Linked DNA regions of Homo sapiens: region 1 is linked to region 2. The links are chromatin loops, found by intact Hi-C in ENCODE. Cell type or tissue: mammary epithelial cell. All regions are shown on one strand. Each heading gives the region's core, and the rest is flanking DNA. Links, peaks and the distances in the headings are about the cores only. Region 1 overlaps LOC107986763 (a long non-coding RNA gene). Region 2 overlaps COL28A1 (collagen type XXVIII alpha 1 chain).

Region 1 (11,866 bases), core at 1,267-9,266, 450 kb before region 2:
TGTCTCACAGTGGAGGCAAGGAATTGCAACTGAGAAATATGTTGCTACTTGGCTGCCTCTGCTCTATTATTGTACACCTTGAAGGCGAGGTTAATTAAGTCCTGTTGTGGGATTTGAGGGCCGGAATTTAATTTTTGGAGTTTTATTTAATGTCGGGAGCAGACTGGGTAATAAAATGTATATTGAGAATAAGACGGCCTTTTGACCTTTTAGGGTCTAGGGCTGTAAGGCAACTCAGGGTTGCTGCCAAACGAGTCATGAACGGGGCTGGATTTTTAAATTTGATGAAAAAGAGCCTAAACGCTATCTGATTTGAGAAAAAGAAAAAGGAGCATTAACCTTGACTATGCCTTTAGCTCCAGCCACCTTTTTAAGACGAAATTGCTGGGCAGGTTGGGGAGGGCTGGTCACAGAATTAAACTGCAAGCCAGATCCAGTGTGAGGAGGGGAGGTGATAAAAGGATTATAGGGTGGAGGAGCAGAGGCTGAGGAAGAATTGGGAGCTAGCTCAGCCTGGCGAGGAGGGGAGAGGTCAGATGGGTCTGTAGAAAAGGAAGATTAGAAAGACTCAGCGACACTAGGGGTTGGGACTGAGGGGACAGGTGGGAGGGAAAGAAGGAAGATTTGGGATGAGTTGCATTGGGAACAGAGACTAGGGAGGGACCAATGTGTAAGAGAATACCTGGACATCAGGCATCTCAGACCATTTGCTCATTTTATGACTAGAATTATCTAGATATTGTAGGATGGAAAATTTGAAAGTGCCGTTTTCTGGCTATTTGAAACCACTGTTGGGTTTGTATTGGGGTCAAGCGGCATTGTAGAAGAAAATAAGGCATTTAGGTTTTAGGTCAGGTGTGAGTTGAAGAGGTTTTAGGTTTTGAAGAACACAGGCTAAGGAGAAGAAAGGGGAATGGAGGATGGAAGCTTGCCCATAGTGAAGGAGGCAAGCCTAGAGAAAAGAGACAGTAGAGACATGGAGAGAAGGGATGGGGGGTTCTTGCCTTCCAGAAAAGAGGGAAAGGGGTTGGGGCACAGAAATAAAAGGTTGGGGTGCAGAGATAAGAGGTCAGGTTGTGGAAATAAGGGATCGGGGCTCAGAAATAAGAGGGCGGGCATGGAAATAAGGGATCAGGGCACAGAGATAAGAGGTCAGGGCATGAAAATAAGGTATCGGGGTGCAGAGATAAGAGGTCGGGGTTCTTGCCCCTCCCCCAGAAAAGCAGGACTTGCTGCTAAGGGTGAAGGACCAAGGCAGGCATCCCTGCGTGGTCTGACACCTCTGAAACCTGGGTGAATAATCAGAGAGGCGTCCCTGCAATGATTAAACACCAAGGGAAGGCTGCCTTCCCTAGTCCATGACCAGCGCCGGAGTTTCGGGTCCACGGATAAAACGTGTCTCCTTTGTCTCTACCAGAAAATGAAAGGAATTGAAATTAAGAGAAGGGAGATATTGAAGTGTGATGCCAAGATTGGAAGGAGAAAGAGGTTGAGGGATAGTGAGGGAGGTTGGAGAAGAGAGTAAAAAGAAGCCGCTTACCAGATTTGAAATTGGTGAGATGTTGCTTGGGCTGGTCAGTCTGAGGACCTGAGGTCGTAGGTGGATCTTTCTCACAGAGCAAAGAGCAGGAGGACAGGGGATTGATCTCCCAAGGGAGGTCCCCCGATCTGAGTCACAGCACCTAATTTCACATGCATCTGTGTGAAGAGACCACCAAAGAGGCTTTGTGTGAGCAATAAAACTGTTTATGTCACCTGCGTACAGGTGGGCTGAGTCCAAAAAGAGAGTCAGTGAAGGGAGATAGGGGTGGGGCCATTTTACAGGATTTGGGTAGGTAAAGGAAAAAGGGGGGTTGTTCTCTGGCAGGCAGGAGTGGGGGTCACAAGGTGCTCAGTAGGGGGGCTTTTGAGCCAGGATGAGCAAGGAGAAGGAATTTCACAAGATAATGTCATCAGTTAAGGCAGGAACTGGCCACCTGGGTATGTACATGCAGGTCACAGTGGATATGATGGCTTAGCTTGGGCTCAGAGGCCTGACACTCTTCCTCCAGAGGAGGAGACCCAGACAGAAGAGGAGGAGGCAAGGTGATCACAGAGGCAAAGAATGGATCATGCAGCCACAAGTTGAGGAATTCTAGTAGCCTCTACAAGCTGGAAGAGGCAAGGAATGGATTCACCTCTAGAACCTCTGAAGAAGCATGCTCCTGCTGACATTTGATTGATTTTGGACTTCTGGCTTCCAGACAATTTTTTTTTTTTTTTTTTTTTTTTAGACAGAGGCTTGCTCTGTTGCCCAGTCTGGAGTGCAGTGGCACGATCTCAGTTCACTGCAACCTCCGCCTCCCAGGCTCAAGCCATTCTCTTGCCTCAGCCTCCCAAGAAGCAGGGACTACAGGTGCCTGCCACCATGCATGGCTAATTTTTGTATTTTTAGTAGAGACGAGGTTTTGGCATAGTGGCCAGGCTGGTCTCGAATTCCTGGCCTCAAGTGATCCACCCACCTCAGCCTCCCAAAGTGCTGAGATTATTTAGGTGTGAGCCACGGCACCCGGCCCAGACATTGTTTGAAGCCACCCATTTCATGGTTCTTTGCTGCAGTGGTTGTGGAATATGAATGAACTCGTGCTGTTGGTTAGACTTTGCTGCCCTTGTGTCTGTTATTCCCTGGCAGTTCTACAAGGCCTGGAGCTGATACGAAAAACCTCCCTTCTTTCCCTAATGGTCCCCAGCTTCCCCGTTCACTGAAGGCCCTGCAGTCAGGAACAGTCAGGACTTTGCACCCAGTTGTTGTGGGTGTTTGGCCGACCCTTCCTCTAGTGTGATTCATGGACCCACAGCATTGCGTCACCAGGGAGCTTTTGGAATTGAAGACTCTCAGGGCTCACCCGGAAGGACCTGCTGGGCCAGAATCTGCATTTTAACAAGATGCCCACGTGATTTGCATACACGTTCAGATCTGAGAAGCGCTAGTAGGAGAGGCTTTAAGGTGGTAATTAGATCTTTTCTCCACCTGCAAGAATCTTAGTTTCTTCATGTTAAATCAATTAAGTGTGGCAATGTCATGGGTGTTATAAAACAAAACAAAATCCTTACATCAAGAATGCACCCTGGCGTGTTATGGATGTGGGTGAAATGAAATGTCTGGAATTTGCTTTAAAATATCCTAAAATAGCAAGAAGGAAAAGAAAAGTGGGAACTGGAATGAGATTGGCGAAATGTTGACAAGTTCTTGCAGTGGGATGATGGGTGCATGGGGGTTCATCGTGCAATTCTCTCCCTGCTTTTTGTGCGTATGGGAAATTTCCATAATGAAAAGTTAGAGGTCGGGCACGGTGGCTCATGCCTGTAATCTCAGCATTTTGGGAGGCTGAGGTGGGTAGATTGCTTGAACCTAGGAGTTCAAGACCATCCTGGACAACATGGTGAAACCCCATCTCTACTAAAAATGCAAAAATTAGGCATGGTGACAACATGCCTGTAGTCATGTTGAGGTAAGAGTTTGAGATATGAGAATCACTTGAACCCAGGAGGCGGAGGTTGCAGTGAGTGGAGATCGCAGCATTTCACTCCAGCCTGGGTGACAGAGTGAGACTTGGTCTCAAAAAAATTTTCAATTTTCTTTTTTTTTTGAGATAGGGTCTTGCTTTTTTGCCCAGGCTGGAGTGTAGTGGGGTGATCTTGGCTCACTGCAAGCTCCACCTCCCGAGTTCACTCCATTCTTCTGCCTCAGCCTCCAGAGTAGCTGGGACTATAGGCACCCAGCACCATATCCGGCTAATTGTTTGTATTTTTAGTAGAGATGGGGTTTCACCGTGTTAGCCAGGATGGTCTCAATCTCCTGACCTCGTGATCTGCCCACCTTGGCCTCCCAAAGTGCTAGGATTACGGGCATGAGCAATCGTGCCCGGCCTTAATTTTGTTTAATTTTTTTCTTTTTTGAGACAAGATCTGTAGCCCAGGCTGGAGTGCAGTGGTGCAATCCCGGCTCACTGCAGCCTCTACCTCCTGGGTTCAAGCGATCCTCCCACCTCAGCCTCCCGAGTAGCTGAGACCACAGGCGTGTATCATCACACCTGGCTAATTTTTTTCCCTTTTTCTAGAGGCAAGGTCTTGCTATTTTGCCCAGGCTGGTCTTGAACTCCTGAGTTCAAGCAATTTTCCCGTCTCAGCCTGGGAGTAATCCCAAAGTGCTGGGATTACAGGTGTGATTCACTCTATCCAGCCTCAACTGTTTTTCATGACTCCACTTTTTCTCCCCTCTTGGAAATGAGTAGTCTTTGAGGGAATGTCATTTTGTCTCAATCTCTGGTTTCTTTGCTCAGTGCAGCTGTGTTTGGGGCTTTGTTGATCTCCAGGCCTTTTTCAGCAGCGTTGTCCCTGGAGAGCAGGATGGGAGCTGATGGCTTCTCAGCATCTTTTAACCTCAGTTTAAAGATGACTATCAACAACATCTAGTCAGCATCTGTTGCTCTCGGCAGCTGGGACTTCATTTCCTTTCTCTTTCTCCACCTCTCTAACCTCTTTAAGACTCTGGCTTTGTCAGGGGTACAGCATCACCTGTGTGGCCCTTAGGCTCTCTTACTTACATGTGATCTGCGTATTATGTCTTTACTTCAGGGCTTCTCAGCCAGGGGGTGATTTTGCCCCCCAGAGAACATGTGGCCATGTCTGGAGACAATTTTGGTGGTTGCGGCTGGAGGAGGTGGTGCTACTGGCAGCTAATGGGTAGAGGCCAGGGATGCTACTAAACATCCTACAATGCCCCGGACAACTCCCACTAAGACAAAAGAATGATCCAGCCCCAAATGTCAATAGTGCTGAAAGTGAGAGACCCTGATTCCATCTTAGAGATCATCCAAGCACACTTGGCCAAATTGTTTTTGCTACTGTCCCATGAAGAAAAGGCAGACTCATGACTGATGGCAACATCGATGGGAGTTTTGCTTACCTCTTCTTTGTGGACTTTGGGATACGATGACTTACCGTTTGTGCAAGTTGTGCATTACATACCTCCAGGGGGCGCCACCCACATATTTATGAAAATGCCACCCCAGGAATTGCACAGTACATAGTCTACGTGGCAATAAGCAGTTGCTCTGGTTTTGGGGTTGCCCTGGGGTGCTCTGGAACTGGGAGGAATTTTATCTCTGGCCATTAGAGGCCCTGAGCGTGACATTGAGTATCCTTTCAAGAAAGGAGAAATGTTGAACAGAGAGGACCTCATTTTTATAACTCTTGACCATCATCTAGTTACGGAGCGTCCACTTTTCTCCCCTGGGCCATATCCATTTGACGGATGAAAAATCATCAAATTATAATATCATGGCTTATACTTTTGATAGATTCTGCCCGGAACATGGCGGTAAGAGCTTCTCATTTTCAATTGATTCATTGGGGGAGAGAATATACACAGCTGTCCTAAGACTTTCAATGACACACCATTTGCTTGATGGGATTTCTTTAGTTTCTGTAGCATAACTTATTCTAACTGGTCCTCAATCACTTTGCAATAAAACCTGAGATTGTGAAGATGTTCATTGTCATTACCAGTGATGGAGCAGTAAGTACAGAGTTCTGGAGAGAGAAGGAATTGAGAGAGTTAAACTAGCAGAATGAGCCGCTCACCCTCAGAATTGCTTTTAATCTTGGTGAGAACTGAGGGGAATTTTGACAGGGTTCAGGGAGACTGCGGGGAGTGGGGCTGGGAGGTGGCTGTTTGCACGTGTGGTCAGCAAATCCAGTGAGGGGTTCATGTACTGTGGGCAGCCCCGCAGATGGAGTTGGGATTGCCCTGGACTGAGTACTGTGTCATCAGTACTCAAGACATCGAGGCCCAGGCTGGTGCAGGAGATACATTGCACTGTGTCAGCCTTTCTTCTATCGCTGCTCTCCAATGACAGTCCCCGATTTTCCACTGAGGAGTCACTAGTCCCCCATGGCATGTGTGCCACTGGCTATTCCCCACCCTGATCTGGAGCTGGGGCATGTGGTCCCAGCCTGGATGCCAGTGTCCTTCCACCACCCTGGCCACAGTGATTGGGTCTGAGAAGCAGATTAGCCAAAGGAGAGACAATCTTGGAAATTTCATGTTCATGCTTAAGAAAGTAAAATGGAAAGCGGGGGGAGGGTGAGGGGTCATTCTGATGATATAGTTTTAGGACCTGGATGTAGCCACACCTGTAGCTGTCAACTCTGTGCTATAGTACTGCTTTTTTTTTTTTCCTTCCAATTTAAATACTTTCTAAAGGCAAGATCTTGCTATGTTGCTTAGGCTGGTTTTGAAAATTCCCTTTCGTGGGGATGCTTTCTCTGCTTCACTTCCTTTCTATGACAGCTCAGGGAATCAGAAGACAAGGGAGATGCCTTTTTTTTTTTTTTTTTTTTTTTGAGACAGGGCTTGCTCTATTGCCCAGGCTGGAGTGCAGGGTTGCAATCACAGCTCGCCACAGCCTTGATCTTCTGGACTCAAGCGACCCTCCTGCTTCAGCCTCCTGAGTAGCTGGGACTGTAGGTGGCTACCACCAAGCCCAGCTAATTAATTTTTTTTTTTTAGAAATGAGGTCTCACTATGTCACCCAGACTGGCCTCAAACTCCTGGGCTCAAGTGATCGTCCTACCTTAGCTTCCCAAACTTACAGGTGTGAGCCCCCACACCAGTCAACGCTGTGGTCTTATGCACCTGGTGTCCCCTACGCCCTGAGCAATGATCCTCCTGCTTCAACCTCCCAAAGTGCTGGGATAACAGATGTGAAGCAGCATGTGTGGTCCACATAGTATTCTTACGGGTTAAATTGAGTCCTCCTCAAAACATGTTGAAATCCTAAATTCCAGCAGCTCAGAATGTGACCTTATTTAGAAATAGAGTTATTGCGGACCGGGCGTGGTGGCTCATGCCTGTAATCCCAACACTTTGGGAGGTCGAGGCGGGTGGATCACCTGAGTTCAGGAGTTTGAGACCAGCCTGACCAACATGGAGAAACCCCATCTCTACGAAAAATTCAAAATTAGCTGGGTGTGGTGGCCCATACCTGTAATCCCAACTACTCGGGAGGCTGAGGCAGGAGAATCGCTTGAACCCAGGAGGCGGAGGTTGCATTGAGCTGAGACCGCGCTATTGCACTCCAGCCTGGGCAACAAGAGTGAAAGTCCCTCTCAAAAAAAAGAAAGAAAGAAAGAAATAAGGTTATTGCAGATGCTGTTGATTAGGATGAAGTCATCCTGGAGTAGGGAGGGCCTAAGTCAATGACTGGTGTCCTTATAAAAGAGGAGAGGACACACCGAGTCACAGAGACACAGGGAAGAAGGCCATGGATTGGACAGAAGATTGGACTGATGCGTATGCAAACCAAGGAACACTGAAGACTGCCAGGAAACCACAGAAAGCTAGGAAGAGGCAAGGCAGGAATCCCTGACAAGTACAGGAGGGAACGTGGCCCTGCTGGCACTTCCATTTCAGACTGCTGGCCACCAGAGCCACAAGACAATCAATTTCTCTGGTTTCAAGTCACCCAGCTTTTGGTACTTGGTTGTGGCAGCCCTAGGGAATGAATATAAGTACTTTCTTTCTTTTTTCTTTTTTTGAGACGGAGTCTCGATCTGTTGCCCAGGCTGGAGTGCAGTGGCGGGATCTCCGCTCACTGCAATCTCTGCCTCCTGGGTTCACGCCATTCTCGTGCCTCAGCCTCCCAAGTAGCTTGGACTACAGGCACCCGCCACCATGCCCAGCTAATTTTTTGTATTTTTAATAGAGAAGAGATTTCACCCTGTTAGCCAGGATGGTCTCCATCTCCTGACCTCGTGATCCGCCTGCCTCAGCCTCCCAAAGTGCTGGGATTACAGGCATGAGCCACCACACCCGGCCGAATATAAGTACGTTTAAATTAACTCTCCTCTTCTCTCCATCTTCTTCTAAATCATCATTTTTGCCTAAGCAACAGCTAGGGTCTAATACAGATGTGACGACTCACTTGAAAGTGGGGGAAGCCCCCATGTGCACCCAAAGCTCCTGCTGCCTTGGCCCTGGGTTCAGAGACTGGACCATCATTTTGGAGGCTTGCTGGAGATCTGAGCCAGGGCATCATTCTCTGTTGCCTTTAAACAAAGGCTGGTGCTCTCCCAGGCATGTGAGCTCCACCGAGGATCTATTTGGAGGGCAGAATTCTGAGATGACCCCTTAGGTTCTTGCCCTGGATAAATGCCAGGTGTAATCTCCTCTCCCCTGGAGTGTAGGCAGGACCCGCGTCTTGTTTCTAATCTATACCTATGGAAAAGTTGAAGGGATTTTGCAGATGTAACTAAGCCCCTAATCCATTCACTTTGAGTTAATCAAAAGGGAGATTATTCAGGGTGGGCCTGACATCTATAGGTGAGATCTTCAATGAGGGTCTGGAGGAGAGAGACTCCTTCCTCCTGGTTTTTGTTTGTTTATTTGTTTTTGACATGGAGTCTCACTCTGTTGCCCAGGCTGGAGTGCAGTGGCAAAATCTCGGCTTACTGCAACCTCTGCCTCCTGGGTTCAAGTGATTCTCCTGCCTCAGCTTCCCAAGTAGCTGGGATTACAGGCGTGCGCAATCATGCCCGGCTAAGTTTTGTATTTTTAGTAGAGACGGGGTTTCACCATATTGGCCAGGCTGGTCTCGAACTCCTGACCTCAGGTGATCCATCTGCCTCGGCCTCCGAAAGTGCTGGGATTACAGGCGTGAGCCACCATGCCTGGCTGGTTTTGAAGAAGCCAGCCACATGAGTTCCACAGTTGCATGGAAATAAATTCTGCCAACAACCATGTGAGGTTGGGAGAAGACCCCAAGCCTCATAGGAGACACTAATTCCCGCCAACACCTTGATCACAACCTTGTAAGAACCTGAGCAGAGGGCCCAGCTAAAGCTGCACCCCCAGACTCCTGACCCACAGGAAAGGAGAGGGAATAGATGGGTGTTTTAAGCTGCTAAATTTGTGTTGATTTGTTATGCAGCTTAGAAAATGAATACATCATTCCATTTTTAAAAAATCATAAGCTAATCACACCACTCGAATTCTTTTTTTTTTTTTTTTCTTTGAAACAGAGACTCACTCTATCGCCCAGGCTGGAGTGCAATGGTGCAATCTTGGCTCACTGTAACCTCTGCCTCCCAGGTTCAAGTGATTCCCTTGCCTCAGCCACCCAAGTAGCTGGGACTACAGGCATGCACAAACACACCCAGCTAATTTTTGTATTTTTAGTAGAGATGGAGTTTCACCATTTTGGCCAGGCTGGTCTCGAACTGCTGACCTCAAGTTACCTGCCTTCCTCAGCCTCCCAAAGTGCTGGGGTTACTGACATGAGCCACTGCACCTGGCCTGACGTACTATTCAATTTTAAGGAACTTCCAGGTTCTGTGGTCATGCCCCTCTTGTGTGGCATGCAGGTGGGGAGAGATGGGTTGGAAGATGACTGGATGGGGGCATGGAGTTAGGTGGGAAGAGGAAAAGTGTCTTGAAGGAAGTAAGTCCCTTCAGATAAGGGAGGGAGAAGCTTGATCAATATGCAGACTTTCACAGTCCTTCAGTCCTTGGGATATTGGAGGAGAGACAGGTCTTGCCTTATATTTGAGAGTTACCATCCCAGGCAGAGGCCCTACTTCCACCTTCTTGCATGTGGGGCTGGGGGGCAAATACTTAGAGGAGAAACGAACACCCTTTGTAAGTATGTGAAAAGTTTCTGGAGTGGAGAGATGATGAAGCAGGATATTTGGAGTCAACAGCAAAAGTTTTTATTTCATTTTTTATTTTTTATTATACTTTAAGTTTTAGGGTACATGTGTACAACGTGCAGGTTTGTTACATATGTATACATGTGCCTTGTTGGTGTGCTGTACCTATTAACTCGTCATTTCACATTAGGTATATCTCTTAATGCTATCCCTCCCTCCTCCACCGACCCCACAACAGGCCCCGGTGTGTGATATTCCCCTTCCTGTGTCCATGTGTTCTCATTGTTTAATTCCCACCTATGAGTGAGAACATGCGGTGTTTGGTTTTTCGTCCTTGCAATAGTTTGCTGAGAATGATGGTTTCCAGCTTCATCCATGTCCCTACAAAGGACATGAACTCATCATTTTTTATGGCTGCATAGTATTCCATGGTGTATATGTGCCACATTTTCCTAATGCAGTCTACTGTTGTTGGACATTTGGCTTGGTTCCAAGTCTTTGCTATTGTGAGTAGTGCTGCTATAAGCATACGTGTTCATGTGTCTTTATAGCAGCATGATTTATAATCCTTTGGGTATATACCCAGAAATGGGATGGCTGTGTCAAATGGTATTTCTAGTTCTAGATCCCTGAGGAATTGCCACACTGAATTCCACAATGGTTGAACTAGTTTACAGTCCCACCAACAGTGTAAAAGTGTTCCTATGTCCCCACATCCTCTCCAGCACCTGTTGTTTCCTGACTTGTTAATGATTGCCATTCTAACTGGTGTGAGATGGTATCTCATTGTTGTTTTGAGTTGCATTTCTCTGGCCAGTGATGATGAGCATTTTTTGACGTGTCTTTTGGCTGCATAAATGTCTGCTTTTGATAAGTGTCTTTTCATATCCTTCATCCAGTTTTTGATGGGTTGTTTGTTTTTTTCTTGTAAATTTGTTGGAGTTCATTGTAGATTCTTGATATTAGCCCTTTGTCAGATGAGTAGATTGCAAAAATTTTCTCCCATTCTGTAGGTTGCCTGTTCACTCTGATGGTAGTTTCTTTTGCTGTGCAGAACCTCTTTAGTTTAATTAGATCCCATTTGTTAATTTTGGCTTTTGTTGCCATTGCTTTTAGTGTTTTAGACATGAAGTCCTTGCCCAGGCCTATGTCCTGAATGGTATTGCTGAGGTTTTCTTCTAGGGTTTTTATGGTTTTAGGTCTAACATTTAAGTTTTTAATCCATCTTGAATTAATTTTTGTGTAAGGTGTAAGGAAGGGATCCAGTTTCAGCTTTCTACATATGGCTAGCCAGTTTTCCCAGCACCATATATTAAATAGGGAATCCTTTCCCCATTGCTTGTTTTTGTTAGGTTTGTCAAAGATCAGATGGTTGTAGATATGTGGCATTATTTCTGAGGGCTCTGTTCTGTTCCATTCGTCTATATCTCTGTTTTGGTACCAGTACCATGCTGTTTTGGTAACTGTAGCCTTGTAGTATAGTTTGAAGTCAGGTAGCATGATGCCTCTAGCTTTGTTCTTTTGGCTTAGGATTGACTTGGCAATGTGGGCTCTTTTTTGGTTCCATATGAACTTTAAAGCAGTTTTTTCCAATTCTGTGAAGAAAGTCATTGGTAACTTGATGGGGGGATGGCATTGAATCTATAAATTACCTTGGGCCGTATGGCCGTTTTCATGATATTGATTCTTCCTACTCATGAGCATGGAATGTTCTTCCATTTGTTTGTGTCCTGTTTTATTTTGTTGAGCAGTGGTTTATAGTTCTCCTTGAAGAGTTCCTTCACATCCCTTGTAAGTTAGATTCCTAGGTATTTTATTCTCTTTGAAGCAATTGTGAATGGGAGTTCACTCATGATTTGGCTGTTTGTCTGTTATTGGTATATTAGAATGCTTGTGATTTTTGCACATTGATTTTGTATCCTGAGACTTTGCTGAAGTTGCCTATCATCTTAAGGAGACTTTGGGCTGAGACAATGGGGTTTTCCAGATATACAATCATGTCATCTGCAAACAGGGACAATTTGACTTCCTCTTTTTTTAATTGAATACCCTTTATTTCCTTCTCCTGCCTGATTGCCCTGGCCAGAACTTCCAACACTATGTTGAATAGGAGTGGTGAGATACGGCATCCCTATCTTGTGCCAATTTTCAAAGAGAATGCTTCCAGTTTTTGCCC
Region 2 (11,866 bases), core at 1,200-9,199:
AGCCAGGCAGAAGGTTGGCAGGCTCCATGTGAGATTTCCACTACAGAATCCTGACATTCTTTCAAACATTATCTTTTCTTGTAAAGGGAAGCCAGAGGTAGCAAAGACACCTGATTCTATTAAAAGAGCCCTTGGAGTTTACAGAAACACAGTTACTGTGGCACAACTGAGACAAACCAAAAGAAATCTTCCTAAGAAATGACATTAATCTTAAGCACAGAGTCAAGAATCTTATAACGTTCCACATTATGCCCCAAATTCCTGAATCAGAGAGCTTTGGAGGAAGAAGCAATTTTCTGGCTGTGCCCATTTATGCTACACTCTGCAAGGTGAGCTGACCCACCCATCTTCACACCCCTGTTTGGTCTCAAATGCTGCTGGCATCCCAAGCAATCACCCAGGACTCCAAACCTTCCCTTATTCTCCTTCAGGAGCCTAACTGCTACTCCTCTTTTTCTCCTGAAATCAGGCTCTTTGTGCCAGCTTTGTCCCCCTCCCCTGATCCTTTCCTGCTCATCTCTCCCCAGCCTTTGAATCATGGTGCTCCTACTAAATTCCAGGTGTCCCTCATTCTCTGGCCCTGGCTTTGCTATGGACATGAATGAACTTTCCTGGTCCTACCAAAAACCCCAAGCCCCCTCCAGCTCTTTGGCGAGTTCTCAGCCTGTCTACTGACAATTTCTAAGTCATCCATGAGTAATACTGATGCTGTTTGAAATAAGAAAGAAGATTATCAATGCTCTAAGCTTCTCTTTTTAGGATAGGATAAAATAAATGACGGGCTAAACCCAGTCCTTATAAGCCCAGGTGTCTGTGCCCACAGTATCAGGAGAATGACGGGGCATTCTGGAAGTTGCCATGGAGACCACCATACTTTCTGTTCTCTTCTGGAGGCACCAATATACTTCAGAGCAAAAAATAACTTAAAATTTCCATCCTTCCTAGAAACAGGCTAAATTATGAATGGCAATGATTGTTGACTCTTCACCAAACCTCTGGTTCCTTTTCCTCCTGGGCACACAGCATGACTACCTTTCCAAGCCACTTTGCAATTAAGTACAGCCATGCAACTAGTTCTCACCAATAAAATGTGAGCAGAGGGGATACATGTCAAGTCCTGGCCACGAGTTTATGAAGCAGGTATACCCCTTCTACATGCTCCCTTTTTGCCTGCTGGGTGTAAGTGATAAAGAGGCCCAGCCAACAGAAGAACCATAAATGGAAGACAAGGTTTTCTAAAATTCTGTGTGGAAGAAAATCACCCACCAACCAGGAACACACACATTGGACGGTTATGTGAGCAAAACCCTCTACTATGTTTGAACCATTATACATTTGGGTGTCTGTTTGGTATTGGAGCAATGTCTACACTAACTAATGTAACCAATATATTATGCTTAAGAGCATTAAATCACTTGAGTATTAGAATTCTAGGCCTTGTTCCTGGAAAATACAAGAGGGACTAGCGAAAGGGAAGGGAAGCAGGTGGAAATAATAATGTGAATAGCTGCAAACATTTTCCATATATATAACCATGTATTACATGCATTACACATACTATCTAATTTCAATCATTCCTCACAACAACTTTAGGAAACAGTACTGTATTATCCCATTACTCAGATATGGAAACTGAGGGAGAGATGAAATACTCAGGAAGTGGAGAAGCCATGATTCAAATCTGTTGACTCCATAGCCCACACTCTGGTGGAATATCAACTCTGTGTCCTAGACATTTTATACAATTTTTTCTTTTTAACACTGTGTAAAATAAGCCTTATTAGCCCCATTTTAAAGATTAGTAAGCTGAGATTCAACAAAGATAAATGATTTGTCTAAGGTTACAACTAGAAAAAATCGAAACCCAGATTCAGGCCAAGATCTGACTGGCTCTAAAGCCACTGAGAAATGAGTCCCTCATTCTCTTTCCCTTACACCACAGAGGTCAGAATACAGATGGGGGGAGATATCATGCAGAATGTATTTCACTCTATTTATGGGCTTCAGATGTCTCAGAGGTTGATCTGTTAGGCCTGTGACTGTGTGACCACTGCAGTCATTACTATTTGCCAGTTTTGGGGACCCCAGGGTTTCTGTTGGATAGAGGTCACCAAATTACCCAGCCTGTCATTGAGGCTATTTTTTAAAACTGATAACAAACTTGTTAGGCATGGAATAGTCAGTCCCTCCTTTGCTATAGCCCCATAAGAGGAATTCTCAGCCAGGAAGTTGCCATGTAGACCACCATACTTTCTGTTCTCTTCTGGAGGCACCAATATACTTCAGAGCAACAAATGACTTAAAATTTCCATCCTCCCTAGAAACAGGCTAAATTATGAATGGCAATGATTGTTGACTCTTCACCAAACTTCTGGTTCCTTTTCTTCCTGGGCACACAGCATGAGTACCTTTCCAAGCCACTTTGCAATTAAGTACAGCCGCGCAACTAGTTCTCACCAATAAAACCTGAGCAGAGGGGATATGTGTCAAGTCCTGGCCAAGAGTTTATGAAGCAGGTATACCCCTTCTACATACTCCCTTTTTGCCTGCTGGGTTTAAGTGGTAAAGAGGCCCAGCCAACAGAAGAACCATAAATGGAAGACAAGGTTTTTTAAAATTCTGTGTGGAAGAAAATCACCCACCAACCAGGAACACACACATTGTACTGTTATGTGAGCAAAACCCTCTACTATGTTTGAACCATTATACATTTGGTTCAAATGGGTGGGTGGGTCAGTCATATTCAAGCCTACAGGAAGAGCAAAAGGCAGTGGCATAGAAGCTAATTCTCTCAATGAATAAAGCATTTATGCATAGGAAGAGTTATAGTAGAGCCAGTCCACAAATCTACCTCACAAAGTCTTTAAAGTCAAGGAGGGCTACCAGGAATTGTGTTTATATAAGGACTTCTGGGTCCTCTGAAAATAAGTACTAAGGGAATGTCAGGGCTGATCAGGACACTGGAACGGACTTAAACAAGGATGGAGATGGGGAAACTGGCATAACTCCCAATTAGAAATGAAGAATGGGGAGAAGCCATCCACATCTGTCTCCGTGCTTTTTAACCTGGGTGGTGCACCCTCTGATCACATCCCTCCTGGCCTCACAATGGCTACTTGGCATATAAAGGAATTCCTCCAGGTCCAGACCCATTCCTTCTCCCTTCTGACTTAATCTGTGGGACTTCTGATATATCTGGAGTCTATATCTGGGTTACTGCTGGAGGCTTACAGTGGGACAAGATGGCAGCATCATATAACTTCCTGGCCTGTGACATGAACCTGAAAGTCCAAGGCCATTTTAGGATCAAACAGCCACAGTCCCATATTCATTGATCCAAACAACAGACATCTGTGGTTGGGAAAAAGCCCAAGGCCCTGAAGGAGCTGGAGTTCCACTTCAGGGCAGAGCCAGTTGGGCCAGCAGAGGAATGGCAGGAGGCTGCCATGGTACTAAATAAAGAGGGGCGAGCCCATCGTGCTCTCAGGGTTTTCCAGGACCAGAGCTACCACAGCAGCAGCCCTGGGTGGTCCCAGAGCCCCAGGAAAGGCCGGGGAAAGAAGTTCCCAGAAGATCATACTCTTCCACATAGAGAATCAAGAGAATAGGAAGGGGCATGGAAAGAGAAGCCCTTCTACTCCCACATTCCTTCCAGTCATGTCCATTCATTCTACAAATGGTAGCCAGAGTGAGTCTCTTCCAAACTGATCAGATCATTCTTCTCTGACTTCCAGTTGCTCCTAGGATTAAGGCCAAACTCATTACTTGGCCTATAGGACCTCACAAGGGCCCTGCCTACTGCTGTAATCTAAATTCACTCCATTGTGCCATCCTCTATACTCTCCAGAACTCAAAGTTTAATTATTTTATAGCCTGTAAATTCCATGAGGACTAAGTTCACATATTTTTACTCACTACTTTATACTAGCACTTGGCTTATTTGCCTGACATAGGTGATGCTCAATCCGTATTGGTTGGTCAGCTGAATGAATGAATGACTGGCTGAAGAGCCAATATTCTAGCAACTAAGTTAGGTTGAAGCAAATCACTTGTGATTGCAGCTACAACCCTTATTTCTCCCATAAGTGGAAGGGGATAGAGAGACAGAGTACAGTTCAGGCTTCTGTGTTAAAGGTTAACAGCAACAAAGCTTTCCGTCAAAGGCTACTAAGCACACACACCTGCAAGCAGATTTCACTGATTCAAATGCTCTTTGGAAAGGGGTAGGAAATAAGTCAACAAATGAATGTAAGAAATGAAATTTTACTGTTCCTATATCCTTGAAATGACTCAGAAGAATGCCACCAATTTGGTTTTTCAGTTCCCTCCCTTTTGCAGTGATGGTATTTCGTCGGTGCAAAAGTAATTGCGGTTTTTGCCACAGTCAGGAAAATGAGATGGAAGTCCTGAGGGACGAACCTCTGCCCTGCTACCAACTGGATGCCAGGCAATCCAATATGTCTAAAGAGGTTTTTCTGGTTGTTTTGTTTGTTTTTTGAGACAGAGTCTAACTCTGTTGCCCAGGCAGGAGTGCAGTGGTGCGATCTTGGCTCACTGCAACCTCCGCCTCCAGGATTCAAGCGATTCTCCTGCCTCAGCCTCCTGAGTAGCTGAGATTACAGGTACGCACCACCATGCCTGGCTAATTTTTGTATTTTTAGTAGAGATGGGGTTTCACCATATTGGTGAGGCTGGTCTCAAACTCCTGACCTCATGATCCACCCACCTCGGCCTCCCAAAGTGCTGGGTAGTTTTCTTTTTTTGGGAAGACAAGGTCTCACTCTGTCATCCAGGCTGGAGTACAGTGGCACTATCTCAGCTTACTGCAGCCTCTGCCTCCTGGGTTCAAGCGATTCTCATGCCTCAGCCTCCTGAGTAGTTGGGACTACAGACATGCACCACCACACCAAGCTAAGTTTTGTATTTTTAGTAGACACGGGGTTTCACCATGTTGCCCAGGCTGGTCTTGAACTCCTGACCTCAAGTGATCTGCCTGCCTTGGCCTCCCACAGTGCTGAGATTACAGGCATGAGCCACTGCACCCGGCCTAGAGAAGTTTTATGAGTGAGCCTTAGTCAGGGCTCACTGCTAAGCAGCATCAGGCTACAGCCCTAAGTGAAGGAAAAGCTTATCTCATTTCTGATAAGATGGGATACGTGGCAGTTTTGATTTTGGTGCTTTCCTGTGATGGGAGGCTTCAGGACCTGGTTTCACCCAGGATGGAGTTTAGACACAGCATAACCCTGAGGGCATAAGGAGAGGCAGGAAGCCAGATAAGTTATAGTCGGTAAGGATTAATTAAACACAACCCAGGTGAGAATGAGGAAGTAGTTCCCAGATAACAAAGTGGAGAAAACCGGCCCCAGGCCTAAAGACGTGGCAGCAATAACCTAACAGCATGTGTGAACTGAGCTCATGTTGGTGACAGGACCTGTGGTTTGGCATAGGTTTATTCCCTAAGCAAACTCATGCAAAACTGGGTATACAGCACTACCACCTTCTAACCACAGAATTTAAAGATTAAGTATGAGATTGGTGTTGTTTATGAGAAAGCAGAGTGTTGCTGTATTTTCTTTCCAGGGCTTGTACAATATGGGCAACATGCCTATTTGGCCTTTGCTTAGATACTCAGCCCGAGAGATGAACAACAGTTATTTAGAAGACCTGCTGTAGAAGCTCTAGACATTGTGTGATAAAACTGGAGATTTAACACACATTCTATGAGTTCTGCTCTTGACTAAGCTTACTCTCTCTACACAGAAGTAGGCAGTTTAATTTCAACACAGGATTTTCACATTATCTTAAGCTCCTACTGTCTCCTACTGACTAAGAAGTTCTGCTATTTGAAAAGGAGTTTATTTTGAATGTTCCCACAGTTTTAGAATCAATCTCAATCATCCAGAGGTGAATAACTCAGTTTCAAAGCTTAAGCATGGTAAAAATATATATATATATAAATGTATGTAAAATAAAAAACCAGCTTATGACGGGGGCAGCAGTGGAATCGGAAAAAAAGAGAGTGAACCGATAAGAACAACATCATCAACATATTAGAAGCAGAAGAGGGAATTTTTTAGAATTACATAGTAATGTTTAGATGCCAAATTTGTCTACTGAGACATGAGAGACCCTGAGAGTCCCAGCATGCTGGACAAGCTTGTTGCTGCTGACGCAGAAGCAAAGTGACATGCAGATGGCTATGAATTCCAGTAACACAGACTCAGGGCCTAGAATAGAGGTTCTCACCTTGGCTGCTCAGGAGAATCCCTTGGAGAGCTTTGAAAACCACAGCACTCACACTCTACTCCCAGAGATTCGGATTTCGTTCCTCTGGGAAAGGGCATTAGTACTATCCAAAAGCTCCCTAGGTGATTCCACTGTGAGCTAAGATTGGGAAGCCCTGGGCTACCATGGAGGATACAGGTGAGGAAGGTAAGGGAAGGAGGGAGGGGGAGGGAAGGAGGGAGGGGGGAGGGAGGGAGGGAGGGGGGGGGGAGAGAGAGAGAGAGAGAGAGCAACTGAGTATAAATTCTCCATTCAATTCACAAAGAGGGGAAAGCAACAAACCATAGAACAGTTCACTTTTGCACCAAGCAATTTATATAATGTTTAGCATTTGCTGAAGTATTGTACTCATACCATTTTTACACTTCCAGATGATGTCTCTAAACACTGGATGCCATTTAACTGCGAGGCTCACAATAAATCTATTTCATAATAGCCATTTTTGCGTTATCTACAACCTCTTCTCCCAATCACTCTGGTGAAATCAGAGGTGACTCCAGCACAACCCTATTCACTTACTTTAATTCCCTGTGATCCATAGCCAGGGGGGCCAGGAGGGCCAGGCAAGCCTTTCTGCCCAGTATCACCCTGTTAGAAGATGGGGAGAATTTGAAGACAAAATGTAAGAAGATCGAAGAAGAAACAACGTTAAGTATTACTACTCTCAGCTGCATTCTTACTTCAGTCTGACCAGGACTTTCATGCTGCCTATAAGCTACTTCCTATTTTACTTAGAGTGCTTCCCCAATATTTTTAAACCACAGAATTCTATGCAAACAAAACCTTAAATATAATCCAAATAAAAATTAAGCAGTAAGCAGAGCCGCTGGGCCTAAGCAGAAATGGAGGCCCAGGGCCTCATCTGCTTGGGCCCCCTTCACTGCCCTACCACCAAGCTCAAGAACACCAGGGCTGCCCTGCACCACATATGAAAACCACTGACATGTGGCTCCACATAGCCTTAAGATGTTGCTCCATTTCAATATAAGGTGTGATTTCACTGGGGTTGCACTTAAAGATCCAGTGGATATCAATGTCCAAATTTTTAGGAAAATGTGTAGATGAAGCTATAAGCAAGTGTAGCATTTCCCAGTATCTGTTCATAAACTGAGCCCATGTTTCTTTGGAAACACTTCGTGGTGGAATAAGATTGGAAAATAGCATGCGCTTTCCCTTGGAGATCTCCAGTGCACACTAATATAGTAGACTAATGGCTCTAACAAGTCCCACAGTAAAGAAATTAGTGTAACGTTGCTTATCCCAGAAGTTCCTAAATTAACACTGGATGGAAGAAGCCTTCAGAAGTGCTGGGTTAATATAAGTTATTGTATAAGTCAGTCTTTTACTTTCCAGTATTAAAAAAGCTTGACTTTTTCTGATTATAAGAGGAATACCTGCCCATTGCAAAAAAAAAAATTAAACAGAAATAAAGATGACATGAACAAGAAAAATAGACCCATCTTCCCATCACCCAGTGATAATGACTACTAACATCTTGGGGGGATCTTCATCCATTTAAAGTGATCTAGAAGGTTCAAAAATAGCATACCGCCAAAATTGAGTTGAGGGACAAAACAGAGATAAACTGAGAATCTTGGTAATTCTGGGATGCTCAGTAAAATCTTTGACTCATACAGCCTTTTCCCTCTCCTCTCTGAGAATGGGCTCTAATTCACTTCTGTGCATTTTCGGCATGAATATACCAATTCAAAATTTGAATTTGTGGTGGGTGGTTCATTGACATCTATTTTCCCTATTGAACATGCTTGCTACTTCTTTACCCTACTTTCGAACAAATCAAAGAAAGTTGTTGAGCAACTGAATGAACAATTAAAACTAGGTTTCTCAAACTCAGCACTATTAACATTTTGAGCTGAGTCACTCTTTCTGATGGGAGGCTGTCCTGGGCATTGTAGAATGGTTGGCAGCATCTCTGGACTTGATCTACTACAACCAAAAAATGTCCCTAGACATTGCCACATGTTCTCTGAAGCCAGGGAAGGGAAACAAAGTCTCCCTCTTTGAGAAACACTGGATTAAAAGAATAAAAGGATGAATAACCACCAAACTGAAGGAGACATAGAAAGGAGGGAAACTGGGCCAAAAGAAGTTGCTCTCATCTTCTCCAGGGACAATCAGTCTAGACCCTTGTACTGACACCCTGCCAGAGTAGCTGTGGCACAAAGGGCACAATGACACATTAGCAGGTGACCTGTTAAAAAAGCCACCTGAGGCACCTCTGCCAAAGTAAAGATGTGCTTCTTGATGACGGCACAGCCTCTAAGAAACCCAGAAATGTTCTGAGCACTTTGCAGTTAAAAAGAGGCTGACTTGCTCATTTCTTTTGGGGGAAGTGAATGGCTTTATAAACTCGAATGTTCTATTTTACTGAACGTTCACCTGATATGAAAAATAAGACGTTTCATCAGTCACCAAGAAAAAAATAAGTCAACACCAAGACGAACACTTATTATGAAGTTACTGTTCACTTGTTTGTCACTGATGATATCTGACCCTCACACAAAGCACTGAGCTGAGGACTCACCTTTGGCCCTTGGGTTCCTACGCCCCGAGGCCCAGAAGGACCTGGAGGGCCTCTGACCCCAGGCTCTCCCTGAAAAGACACAACAAATAACAAGTTACTAATTTTTTAAAGACTTTATGTTTTTTTCAATATATATATTTTAATATCAAAAACTTCTTGAATGTGACTAAGGTATTAATTGAACCCTCTTCTCCTAGATCACTTTTCTATTACCACCTAGGCAATCTTCAAACCAACAGATCCAGGTCCATTTCAAATTAATCAAGTCAATTAACTTCTTGGCAACATTAACTTTTTTCAGAACCCTCTTCTCTAGAATTTGGAAAAGTAATTACGAGTATTGTGAATAGAGGATGGAAGAAGAGACAAGAATAAAAAACAACCATTAAGAAATATAATCATATCCTGAACTAGTTGCTTTTATCATTGTATGCAACAAAGATTATGCTATTTGAGTTATGATGTTTCTGCCACCTCATTAACTGGAACTGCAGGGTAAACTCTAAAAAGGATTTTCAGCTTCACTAAGGCATGACAGCTTCATAGCTGGCAACTATTACCAGAAAATTGGTGGTACCTGATGAGGGTAGGTGACGCCCTGTGGCAAGACCTACTAGAGATGCTAATGATGGGAAGAAGGAGAGAAATAAAAATTGCTTCATTAGCCACCTTCTGTATTCCCAAGACTATGCCATGTATGTTCATATATGTTATTTGATATAATTTAGTACTCACAATAATCTTGCATTATAATGATGTCTAGTTTATGTAACTTCTCTGAACCTCGGTAAATTCATCACATATGTAGAAAATAATATCTACATTTCAAAGGGCTCAGAATTAAGTGAGACAAAGCTTGTAAGTGTTTCTATCATGATTTTTACCACAGAATAGGCACTTGGTATATGTCAGCTCCACTCACCTATTTTATTAAAGTGGAAGCTAAGGTTTGCCCAAGTCTGCACAGCTATTAAGGTGCAGGGCTAGAAGGATGTAGAAAAACAGGAACCCTCATAATTGCTGGTGCAGCCACTTTGGAAAACAGTTTGGTGGTTTAAGGTTCAACATAAATTTGCCAAATGATACAGTCATTTCACTCCTACATATACACCCAAAGAAAATAAAAATGTATGTCCACTTAGAGACTTGCATATGAATGCCCTTAGCAGCATTATACATAATCATCCAAAACTAGAAACAGCCTAAATGCCCATCAACTGGTGAATGGACAAAGTGCTGTAAATTCAGCAATAAAAAGGAATAAACTATGAATAAATGCCATAACATGAATGAACCTCAAAAACATTATTACTGATGAAAGAAGCCAGATATATGATTACATTTATAAATAATACCCAGAAAAGGTAACTCTATAGAAACAAAAAGTAGATTAGTCACTGCCAGGGGCCAGGGACAGCAACATGGATTAACTATAAATGGTCGTGAGGGATTTTACTGGGGGGATAAAAATGACCTAAAACTGATTTATGGTGATGGCTGTATAGCTTAGTAGCAAATTTACTTAAAGAACCATTGAATTTTATACTTAAAAAGGATGAATTCTAGAATGTGTAAAATATGCCTGAATAAAGTAATAAAGAAAAAAAAGAACCAGGGTCAGGCTTTGAACTACCACCCAAGACCTTTAGCCTTAGGTCCTGTTTTGCCCATATCCTGTTACCAGCTAAACAGCTTCCAGCTTCCAACACTGCAAAAACCATAAATTACAAGAAATGTTGAAGTTGTTCATTCAGAAAAACAGTCCATCTTTTAATTTACTTTCTACTTATAAACTCTAAAATACTTCCAGATAACCCAAGCCCTTAAAAGGACGGGGGCCACTTTAAAACTGTACTTTATTACTGACTTAATTCTTTTAATATCTACTTTCATAATTATGTATTTCTATTTTGCTTACAGACCACTTTTATTATACTGTCTCCATCTGTTCCACTTAGTACTTAGCTGCTTCTAAGGCTACGGGTGCTAATTATCTCTTTAACACCTCTCTCCTACTGACTCCCATCTTTGAGGGTCCCCAAGTTCCTGCCAGCTGAAAGGATCACTCCAACATCAAGGGCTCCAAGTAGAGAACATGAAAACCCTGTAGTACATACATTTCCATTAGCACTCCTTTCTTGAGTACCTATGAAGTACTTTCAAAGGGAGAGTGTGTAAGTTCACTGCCTGAAGTTCTCCAACTACACCTGACTGATTCATACACTTTGCTACATCTTAAAAGGACATGTCTTTTCTCTTCCAAACATTTTGACACTCTCCAACAAAACAAGTCAAGCATAGTTAAGTAAATCTTACCCAAAATCATCGAAAGTTTCATCAAAAATAATACTCCTCTTTGCTCAGTCACCCCAACCCACCCCAGATTTGGTGGCTTCCTCTCATTCATTTCCGTTCACCTGTGCCCTTCCAAGATGAGGTGAAAAGGTTAGGAAGGATATGGCCAGGTTGGGCGCAGTGGCTTACACCTGTAATCCCACCACTCTGGCAGGCCGAGGTGGGTGGATCACATGGTCAGGAGTTTGAGATCAGCCTGGCCAATGTAATGAAACAGTGTCTCTACTAAAAATACAAAAATTAGCTAGGCGTGGCGGCAGGCACCTGTACTCCCAGCTACTGGGGAGGCTGAGGCGGGAGAATCACTTGAACCCGGGAGGCAGAGGTTGCAGTGAACCAAAACCACGCCATTGCACGCCAGCCTGGGTGACAGAGTGAGACTCTGTCTCCAAAAAAGAAAAAAAAAAAGGAAGGATATAGCCAGACACCATGTGCCTCCTGCTGTGATACATTAGAGAATACACCACCCTACCTATCAATATTCTGGCCTAGAAAAAACTGAACCTGGATGTAAACACGTCTCTTGACCTACCAGCTTTGAGTGTCCCCAAGTTCCTGCCGGCTATTACTACCAGCTTACAGTAATAGACGGAAGAGGGAGAAACACGTTACACAACACCATGAGGATATCATCAGCAAATCCGCAAGTACAAATAACACATACACTAACTGCGAGCTAAA

What was found. A loop is a pair of places that touch in the nucleus more often than their neighbours do. Peaks named below come from ENCODE experiments on the same cell type or tissue, not always from the same donor. Only the 100,000 strongest peaks of a DNase experiment are listed, where the experiment ranks them.
Region 1: it touches region 2 in a loop (12-fold over the local background); 12 of 110 quality-filtered maps call a loop at or near these places.

What each region holds. Positions count from the first base shown.
Region 1 is chr7:6,960,225-6,972,090 of GRCh38, forward strand. It overlaps LOC107986763 (a long non-coding RNA gene), which reads right to left. Exons shown (of 3, transcript XR_001745073.1): 3 at 1,621-1,698. Among named protein-coding and RNA genes, the nearest start is that of MIR3683, 100 kb to the right of the region's middle. RefSeq lists an enhancer at 2,512-3,011. In mammary epithelial cell, for the core only: a CTCF peak has its summit at 4,992 (motif pointing right); no DNase peak of the experiment used is centred there.
Region 2 is chr7:7,411,055-7,422,920 of GRCh38, forward strand. It overlaps COL28A1 (collagen type XXVIII alpha 1 chain), which reads right to left. Exons shown (of 35, transcript NM_001037763.3): 26 at 8,831-8,899; 27 at 6,805-6,873. Among named protein-coding and RNA genes, the nearest start is that of COL28A1, 120 kb to the right of the region's middle. In mammary epithelial cell, for the core only: no CTCF peak of the experiment used is centred there; a DNase peak (open chromatin) is centred at 5,367.